4 separate regions of the Homo sapiens genome follow, and all the other regions are linked to region 1. Evidence: chromatin loops called from intact Hi-C (ENCODE). Cell type or tissue: heart left ventricle. All regions are shown on one strand. Region 1 has its middle 54 kb from the start of ABLIM1. Region 2 has its middle 39 kb from the start of FHIP2A. Region 3 overlaps ABLIM1 (actin binding LIM protein 1). Region 4 overlaps LOC101927692 (a long non-coding RNA gene).

Evidence for each region. Peaks named below come from ENCODE experiments on the same cell type or tissue, not always from the same donor. Only the 100,000 strongest peaks of a DNase experiment are listed, where the experiment ranks them.
Region 2: a loop joins it to region 1, with 2.8 times the contacts of the local background. A loop is called at or near these places in 26 of 110 quality-filtered maps.
Region 3: it touches region 1 in a loop (2.6-fold over the local background); 5 of 110 quality-filtered maps call a loop at or near these places.
Region 4: a loop joins it to region 1, with 2.5 times the contacts of the local background. A loop is called at or near these places in 45 of 110 quality-filtered maps.

The regions. Positions count from the first base shown.
Region 1 is chr10:114,711,055-114,713,554 of GRCh38, reverse strand. It overlaps a transcript of ABLIM1 not described here. Among named protein-coding and RNA genes, the nearest start is that of ABLIM1, 54 kb to the right of the region's middle. RefSeq lists an enhancer at 1,292-1,791. In heart left ventricle, no CTCF peak of the experiment used is centred here; no DNase peak of the experiment used is centred here; H3K27ac peaks cover 1,448 bases.
Region 2 is chr10:114,781,468-114,783,967 of GRCh38, reverse strand. It overlaps a transcript of ABLIM1 not described here. Among named protein-coding and RNA genes, the nearest start is that of FHIP2A, 39 kb to the left of the region's middle. In heart left ventricle, no CTCF peak of the experiment used is centred here; no DNase peak of the experiment used is centred here; H3K27ac peaks cover 113 bases.
Region 3 is chr10:114,628,278-114,630,777 of GRCh38, reverse strand. The region is part of intron 1 of ABLIM1 (actin binding LIM protein 1); the gene reads left to right. Among named protein-coding and RNA genes, the nearest start is that of ABLIM1, 29 kb to the left of the region's middle. In heart left ventricle, no CTCF peak of the experiment used is centred here; a DNase peak (open chromatin) is centred at 1,483; H3K4me3 peaks cover 2,393 bases; H3K27ac peaks cover 2,500 bases.
Region 4 is chr10:114,776,289-114,778,788 of GRCh38, reverse strand. It overlaps LOC101927692 (a long non-coding RNA gene), which reads right to left. Exons shown (of 3, transcript NR_120628.1): 3 at 1-838. It also overlaps a transcript of ABLIM1 not described here. Among named protein-coding and RNA genes, the nearest start is that of FHIP2A, 44 kb to the left of the region's middle. In heart left ventricle, no CTCF peak of the experiment used is centred here; no DNase peak of the experiment used is centred here.

The DNA.
Region 1 (2,500 bases):
CCTTTTTATTCCCTTCACTGGGTAAGAAAAACACTGAGGGATAGCTTCCGGACTATCCCTGTTTTTGATTTTCCCTTTCTCTTCATCTTGCACTTGGTTTTGATTTCTCTGGGTTGTATAGTTTATTGTTGGATCTTACTACTGTGAACTTAAAAACTATGCTATTTGCCACCCCAGCTCCACTGTCTCTTAGGGACATAGCTCCCCTTAAATGCAAGGATTTTATGAGAAGTGGGATCTTTGCCATTCCATTTATCCTGGTTCCAGAGCAAAGACCTCCCTCCTGCTCTTCTGCTTCCTTGGTAAATAACCCATGTGCTCTAGGAAGAGGACAATACAGTAGCAATTGAATTCCTTCTTCCCAGGCATTTTCTCATACCAGGATAATGTCTCTTTAGCTGCTCCTCTCTTCCTTGTTAAATCATGAACCACGTATCAACATATTCTGCCCAGCTATGTTATAGAAATAACCGGGCAAGAATATGTATATTCTTTCCTTTTTTTAAGAGACAGGGTCTTGCTCTGTCTGTCAGGCTGGAGTATAGTAGTATGATCATAGCTACTGCAACTTTGAACTCCTGGGCTCAAGGGATCCTCCCATCTTGTCCTCCTGAGTAGCTAGGACTACATGTGTGAGCCACTGTGCCTGGCCATGAAGATGCGTGTTTCATTAATGGATGGAGCTCTAAGTCGGGGCAATCCATTGCCCTACGGTTTTATTTGTAATCAATAAGAAGTAATTATAGAAAATCATTGACAGTTTTGCTGAGCAGGTTCAACATTACTTGAAGAAACTCCAAATATTCCCGTGTCATAGATCATTTTGTACCAGAGTTGTTCTATATACCACTGAAAGTTTTCACTAGTAGCCTCAGACTGTCATCTAATTCTTCCATCCACTTAGCAGGCATGTCTCACAATATGGTGACAACGAAGAGGAAAACCAAACCAAGAAAGCCAGCATGGCTTCGGGGAGCTGGGTAAATAGGAGGTGACCTTGGATAAATACAGCTAATGTAACTGAGGGTAGCCCATAATAGGCTGTTGTCTTTTTTGTTCCTAAATTTCTTCTTATGCATTTATTATGTTGGCTTGAAAACCATCTTTTATCTCTATATTGTAATTTTCAGGTCTTATGAAGGAACTACTATGGCTTTTAATTATAGCATTCATGTACTTTTTTTTTTTTTTTTTTTTTTTTCGAGACGGAGTCTCGCTCTGTCACCCAGGCTGGAGTGCAGTGGCGTGATCTCGGCTCATTGCAGCCCCTGCCTCCCGGGTTCAAGTGATTCTCCTGCCTCAGCCTCACGAGTAGCTAGGATTACAGGTGCCCACCACCATGCCTGGCTAATTTTTGTATTTTCAGTAGAGATCAGGTTTCACCATGTTGGCCAGACTGGTCTTGAACTCCAGACCTCAAATGATCCAACCACCTTGGCCTCCCAACGTGCTGGGATTACAGGTGTGAGTCACCGAGCCCAGCCATTAATGTACTTTGTAATGAAAATCTTTTCCCTGTCACCCTGGAGACCCCCAGGCAGGATATGCTGAATATTTTCCACATGCTCCTCCGATTCCATTCTCCACCCTTTGCCCTGCTGTGCTCCTAGAGACTAACCCCGATGGCTACAGCAACGGCTCCCTTGACTTCTGCTTCAAGTTGGGCCCAGTTGGTGCGGGGGGCACTTAGCAGGATATCTGAGGGTGGGAGGAGAGTGTGGTTGGGGTATTTATTCCCTGGACTCCTTCTCTACCAGGTCACTGTTGGTTGTCTGTCTATGAAAGGCCACAGGTCCTGACAAGCCCCCCTCCCTCTCCACTCAGCTACTCACTTCAGGTTCTAGCATCGACTCCACCCCTTGCCTCTTTAGGCCTAGGGGTAAGCAACAGCTCCCCACTGTTGCTGGCTCAGGGTAGTGCATGCCCCTTGTGGGTTTACCTGAACCCTGACCACACCTTTGTAAATATCCCCTTTGTTAAACCTTTTTCAAGTTCTCCAGTTTGATTGTAACATCTGTCACCTGCCAAGACTCTGGCTGATATGCAGGTTTAGCGTGGGGGCTGGCACGCCTGGTGTTAGAGTGGTGTCTGTGACTGTGAGATTTGGGTCTATCATAAGCTTTACAGTTGGCTTCTCAATGGTCTTAACACTGTCACCATGGAAACTGAACATCAAAAGACAAGGGAAGGTTATGGATGAAGAGGCTCTGAGACATACCCAGTACCCTATAAAAGCCATTGTATAGCAACAGGAGGGCTCTTGGTAAGTTGAAGTGGGATGACTGCAGACAAATGGCAAAAGAAAATGATGCAAACCCCTAGTGAAACACAATTTCTAATGGGAGCCTGGAAAGCAGAAGCCATTCCGTTCCTTACGTGTAACAACCAGAAATAAGATGACTTTTGCTACTTTTGTTCTTGTGATTGATAGGGGAAAACATAGATCTTCAGACAGAAACAGAAGACATACAGGGACAACAGATTCTTCAAAAGAGTAGGA
Region 2 (2,500 bases), 70 kb before region 1:
ACTCTCATGAAGGTCACTAACAGCTTCCGTGTTGCCAAGTTCAGTGCACATTTTCCTTCTTTATTTTATGCTCCCTCTCAGCAGCTGTGTTGCCCTGGCACGCTGCAGGAGTGATACTGGACAGCTTATTGCAAACATTTCTTTCCAAGTTCAGTGAAGGAGTGTTGGTAGCTTGAAATTATTAGCCACAGTGACAGTATTTACACCACAAAAATCAGCAAATGCTACAAATCAGGGCCTTTTTTCCTGACAGCCACATACTAAACATTTACCTGCACACCGAGAGAGATAAGTGACCACTTTTCCCTTCACAAGATGCTATTTTTGTTGTTTATTCAATACCACCCACTCCTGGTTTTCTTTCTATCTTAACTCCCCTATCCCACCGTTACATGTTAGCATTCTTCTTTTTCTTCTTCCTTTCATGCGCTAGCTCCATAAATGATCTCACTAATTTCCATGGATTTAAATACTACCACTATGTGGATCAATTTTGGATTTGTATCTGTAGCCCAGACCTCTCTAAGATTCAAACTCAAACACGGAACAACTCATTTAAACTTGTACTGGGTATCTTACAGCAGACATCTCAAACTCACTGACAAAACTTAGTTCCATAAAACCTTTCCCTTTCTTTTTCTCTCTCTTTTATTTTTTTTAGTTTTTATGTTTATTTATTTATTTATTTATTTTTGAGACGGAGTCTCACTCTGTTGCCCAGGCTGGGGTGCAATCTTGGCTCACTGCAACCTCTGCCTCCCAGGTTCAAGCAATTCTCCTGCCTCAGCCTTCCAAGTAGCTGGGATTACAGGCACCCACCACCACACCCAGCTAATTTTTGTATTTGTAGTAGAGACAGGGTTTCACTATGTTGGCCAGGCTGGTCTTGAACACCTGACATCAAGTGATCCATCTGCCTCGGCCTCCCAAAGTTCTGGGATTACAGGCGTGAGCCACCGTGCCTGGCCAAACCTTTCCCTTTCTTATCTTCCCCATCCCAGCATCCTCCATTTCAGGAAACGGAACTGCAATATACTTGATCACTGAAGCCGGAAACCTAAGCATCATCCATGGTTCTTCCCTATTCCTCAGCCTCATGTCTAATCCATCGGCAAATCCTGTCAATTCTACCTCCAAAATATCTTATTCTTCTTATTTTTTTTCTTCAGCTTTATTCCCATCACATTTTGGGCTACCATCATCTTTCAGCCCAATTACTGTAACAGCTCCAAACTAATCTCTGAACTTCAATTCTTCTTCCCCTCGAATCCATTCTCCATGTAGCAGTAAAAATTGATCATAAAATGTGGAGATCACACCATTTGTCTGCTTAAAGTCTTTAAATGATCTTTCATTACATTTAGTTTAAAAAACAAATTTCAGGTTTTCGAACTGGTCTCTGCTTATCTCTCCAACTTTTGAAGTGTGATTATTTAAGCTCATGTATGTTCTGTTCAAGCCTTTGGCTTTCCAGTCTCTGAACGTGTCAGGCTTGCCCTCCATCTCACGTATAGCTTTTGAATGTACACCCCTAGTCTGAAATGATCTTTTCCTTGCTCTTTCTGTGGGTAGTTCCTTGTGTTCCCTTAATTACCCAATCAATTTAAATCTGCCTTTTCTGTTGTTCTTTATTCCAGCCCCTTGTTTATTTCCTGATTGAATGAATAAATGAATCTATAAGATTCCTAAGGATTTATCTAATAGGAATAAATAATGAAAAAGTATTAAAAAGTTCTTAGCATGAGGCCTGGTGCAGGGTATATGTTAAATCAGAATTTTTTTTGCTACTATTTTTCACTTTAATTTAATTTATAGCATTCTGTAGTTCCTAAATGAAGACTTGTGTCTGGAAGGTGGCTGTGTTAAAGCTCAGGATATTCTCACTTCCTAGTATCACAGATGGGTAACCTGATTTAAGCAGAACATCCCTAGTTTTTATGCTTTGGTTTATTAAGAATATACTAGTAAAGAAAGGAGTGAATCTTGCTGGTAGGAATTGAAACATTTATGGAGATCCAAATAGGATAAAAGACAAGAGCACTAATAAAACTATCAGACCACAGTGCCTTTTGTTTTTCCTGATCAAACAGATACAGAAAGAGCATGTTTAGATTTTGGCAATTTAATTGGTCAGACTGTGATACTAATAAGGCTCTTGTTATATGCTTCTAAATTTAGTCAGTTTGATATCAGAGAGTTCTGCAACTTTAATCTTTATTAAAAATAAACCTTTTCAATCATTAGAGCACCTAGGGCAAGTAGAAGGATGGTGCATTAATTATATATATATATATATATATATACACGCATATATATATACACACACACACGTGCATATATATGTATATACACACACATATATACATATATACACACATATTCACACACACATATACATACACACACACACACACATATATAGATATATATACACACACATATTTTTCTTTTTTTTTCTTTTTTTGAGACAGGGTCTCACTCCATCACCCAGGCTGGGGTG
Region 3 (2,500 bases), 83 kb after region 1:
TTCCTCCCCAAACACGGACATCTACTCTTTCAGGGCGTTCTTGAACCATTTCAATGACTTACCTGTGTTTACTTTATCTTAAAGCTACTATAGGGAATAGATTTAAGATGAAAATGCTGAACTCAAGATGATCCTTGTTGCTTGAAACTCAGTTTGATTCTATTATATTAATGAATGGATTGACATACAGGATCCTGAGAGCTTAACAGTGTAAAGGCTGCACCTCAGGACAAAAGAGAAACATGATTCTGCTCTATTCACTCTGCTCCTATAGATCTTTAGTAATCACATGCTGTAGCTTTGGTTTTTCAGTGGGTAAATGGTAATTGAGTGAAATGATTCGGTGTGAATAAAGGTGCTTCTAATAATATTTCCACTCTTTTGGGGGTGCTTCCAGGAACCCTCAGTACCAAACACAGATGTTGACATTTACTGCAGTTCAGATCTCTTCATTTGTAGCTCCCACCCAACTATGACATGGCACTCCTCTCTGTTGCTAATGGATTTGAGTTTGTTTCCCTGATATGAGTAATTTATGAGTGATGGGAAAGGGAATTACAAAGCCATTTCTTCATTCCATTCTTGCGGGACTCTTGGAAGACCTAGCCTTGCTATATATGGTATATATTATAGATCAGTAGTCCTCACATAGCAGCTCTTTTTCTAAGTCTTGGAGACTTCCCAAAGCTTAGATTGCCTGGGTTCACATTGCTCTACAAGTCACTGGCCACCTTCTAACTGGAACACTTTGGACAGGCCACCAAGAGGTCACATACTAGTATTATCTTAACCCTTAGACACTGATTAAAGGCTGTTCTGTTTTATTTTGAGGTCTGTGCCAGTCCACACCACTGCTTTCTGATTGCACTGACCTCAGCCATCAACAGAGAAAGGCAGGTTTGTTTCGTTTCGTTTCATTTTTGTTTGTTTGTTTGTTTGTTTTTGGTAGGTACACAAGGGTTTCCATAGGAAAAAGGGAACTTCTTCATAGCCCTTAAAGTGAGAAGGGCACTGGGGATCGTTTAGTCCAGGCATTCATCCTAGAGATGAGAAAACTGGGGATCAGAAAGGGTAAGTAGGTTGCTGAAGGTCACACAGCAGATTGTGGACAAAGTACTCATTCTCTGTGTCTCGTCACACCATGTAGTGGATGAGAGACCACAATTGCCAGTGTGTTGACAGCTGCTATCTCTGTCACAAGATGGTGAGCCTTTCAGAAGTGGCACTGTGTCTCCATCTTTAACTTTCCAGTGCATAGGTTAGTGTTTCCCCCACTGTAGATCTTCAAACAACCAAAACAGGTTGGCCCGTTGTCAGAGCAGGAACAGGAACCTGTGCCTTCTTGATTCAGAAACTTCTCCAATCCTCTCCATTTATTCTTGTTCTCAGAAAAGCCTAGCTCCTTCCTTCCCTGTGGAGCTGTCAGGAATCAACTCGAGGAGGCTCGGGTCCTGGCAATGTCCATCCCGAGGAACATGGCCGGCCCAAGGAGGAGTGGCATAGACTCCCTGTTGTGCTTGCCACTTAGAGCTCACACTGGCTTGCCTCATAGTTTTCTCTCTAGGATAAAATACCTGGTTCGGGGCTGACATGGGCAGGAGAGAAAGCACGCTGGCTGGTTGCCTCCACTAGTGTGGAGTGGCATTTGCTGACATCCTTTGACCTTATTATCTTTTGTTCTCCTGACCAGGCACCCATTCACTTCCAGCTGCAGACACTTATTGATTCCGGAATCTTGATGAAATGGTTATTTCTCTTATGTCTTCAAGGGTACCTTACCCTTGCTGTATCCTGTAACAAAGAAGCACAGGAGATTTCTGCAGGTTAATCTGTCAATAACTGCCTTCCTAAATACACGCTCGTCAACCTATACTCCAGAGGCCCACTATACTCATTTAAAAAGCTGTAATGTCTAGCTAATGGGTGTTATAGTGCAAGTTTTAAGAATACAAAAGGGATTTATTATTTATTTTTGTTACAGAAAATAAAAATAAGCAAATATTAGAGATTAAGCTCTATAAACACTCATTTTAAGTAATAAAGAATGCTTATGGTTTGGGAACCATGTGAAAAGACTAAGAATTTAGTCACAAGACAAACTTCAAGGTAAATAGAATTTTACGTTTAGGCACATCATTTTTTGTTTGTGTTGTTTGGTTTCCTGGAAGTTTTCTGACATTGTTGGATGGCCCAACTTGCTTTTGGGATAGAGCGGGACCCAGTGAAACTCATTCCAGTGTCTAAGTGGAAGGATGTTCACCTTCCACCTGACATTCATGTGTGTAGGGACGCACACATACACATACCCACAAGGCAAGTACTTTTTCTAGAGCAAGGTTTTTCAACCTCAGCATTACTGATATTTTGAGAGATAATTCTTCGTGATTCTGTCTTGTGCATTGTATGATGTTGAGCAGCAATCCTGACCTCTACATACCAGCAGCACTGACTTCTTACTCATGACAATCAAATATGTCTCCAGACATTAGCAAATGCCCTT
Region 4 (2,500 bases), 65 kb before region 1:
GGAGCTAGAGTAGAAAGGAATGGGAGGGACAAGAACACTCCTGGTAGACGTGAACACTCTGGAAAGATGAGAGGAGTTAGCAATGAAAATAAAAAAGGGATTGGGCATTTCAGGTAAGGGAAACAACATGATTCATTTAGGGGAACTACAAGGAGTTTGGTATTGTTAAAATGTATGTGTGTGTGTGTGTGTGTGTGTGTGTGTGTGTGTGTGTGTGTGTCTGGATGATGAATGGGAGGGGGACAAGGAAGAATGGCCGGAGGAAGTAAGGAACAACAGGTTTGGAAAGACAGTGACAACGATTGGTGACCTTAATTATGTAGCATCAGAGTAGTAGTAGAAACAAAGCAAGATCGCGATGGAAAGATTACTGAAGACAATCTAACTATTTGGACAGATTGAGAGATTTTTTGTTGTTGTTTTTTGAGACAGCATTTCACTCTGTCACCCATGCTGTAGTGCAGTGGCCCAATCCTGGCTCACTGCAGCCTTAACCTCCCGGGCTCAGGTGATCCTCCCATCTCAGTCTCCTGAGTAGCTGGGACCACAGGTGTGTGACACTATGCCCGGCTAATTTTTGTATTTTTTGTAGAGATGGGATTTTGCCATGTTGCCCAGGCTGGTCTCAAACTCCTGGGCTCAAGCCATCCACCTACTTCAGCCTCCCAAAGTGCTAGGATTACAGGCGTGAGCCACCATGCCCAACCAGACTGATTTTATGAAAGAAGTCTCATTTTGACAAGTCACCTTTTGAAAAAATATGACAGGCTGACTTCTGACTTGTATTTCCAGGTAGAATGTAGCAGATCATGGCAGGCCAGCGCTCTTGCTGCAACACCTAAGAAAAAGAAGGATAAGTTACCAAAATCATAGTGCAAAAGATTTAGTGAGAGACCTTAGTGAGAGAGCTGTGGAAACAATGAACACCATATGAACTAACATTGCAGAGAGAGGGGAGTACTTCCTAAGGGAGCTGACAATCTCTGGCCATTTTCCTCCCTGGGGATTTTTGTCAGTTCTGAGTGAAGACTAAGAATCATGCTTGACTAGAGGGACTCTTGGTGCTTGCGTGGGGCTGGCTTGACAGATTATAAACTAGTGTAGAACTGAACACACAGGAGCATATGCTGATGCTTGGGTGATGCAGGAGGCTGGGAGACTTGGCCAGAGAGGCAGAGTGAAATATCCCAATTTCATGGTACTTAAGAGACAAAGTCCCACTAGGAGGAGGCATCCTGCCATAAATACATGGCCAGTTACCCTCAATTATTTTATATACAATGTTTGGCATGCAATTAAAATTACAAAATTTGTGAAGGGGCAGGAAAATATGGCCAATAACCAAGAGAAAAAGCAGACAATATGAGCAAAGCCACAGATGGTTGATATACTTGAGTTAACTGACAAGGACTCTAAGAATAATTATGATTAATAAGTTAAACAAAATAGAAAAAATATGGAAAAACATGAAAAGAGAGAGAAATTCAACAGAGGTAGAATCTACTAGAAAGAATCAAAAACACATTTTAGAAATGAAAAGGACACTATCTGAAATTAAGAACACTTTGGGTGAGTTTTACAGGCAGAACACAGCAAAGAAAGAGTTAATCTATTTGAGGACAGGTCAATAAAAATGATCCAAATTGAAACAGAAAAAATCATGGAAGAAAAAAATGGGGCAAAAGAGACATGTGGGGCATAGACAAGCAGTCTAACATATTTATAATTGGAGAGGGTGGGGATAGAGAACGGGGCAGAAAAAATATTTAAAAGATTTAAAAGACAAGTGCAACCTAAGTAGAATAAAAGAAACTTATACATAGGTATATCATAGTCAAACTGATGAAAACCAAAAATTAAAAAACATTTTAGGCTGGGTGTGATGGCTCACACCTGTAATCCCAGCACTTTGGGAGGCCAAGGTGGCAGGATCATTTGAGGTCAGAAGTTCAAAATCAGTCTAGGCAACATAGTTGGACCCTGCCTCTACAGGGAAAAGGAAAATTAGTTGAGCATCCCATAGCTGGCATTCTTGTAGTCCAAGCTACTTGGGAGGCTGAGGCGGGAGCTCAGGAGAGTGAAGTTCCAGTGAGCTATGATCACACCACTGCATTCCAGCCTGGATGAAAGAGGGAGAACGTGACTGTATTATAAAAATCCATTTTATTTTTTTTTTGAGACTAAGTCTTGCTCTATTGCCCAGGCTGGAGTGCAGTGGCACAGTCTAGGCTCACTGCAACCTCTGCCTCCTGGGTTCAGGCGATTCTCCTGCCTCAGCCTCCCGAGTAGCTGCGGCTACAGGCACGTGCCACCACACCCGGCTAATTTTTGTATTTTTAGTAGAGATGAGGTTTCACCAAGTTGGGCAGGCTGGTCTCAAACCCCTGACCTTGTGATCTGCCTGCCTCAGCCTCCCAAAGTGCTGGGATTACAGGCATGAGCCACCACGCCCGGCCCAAAACTACGTTTTTTAACAAAGGAAAAAATATGCTTTACCTTC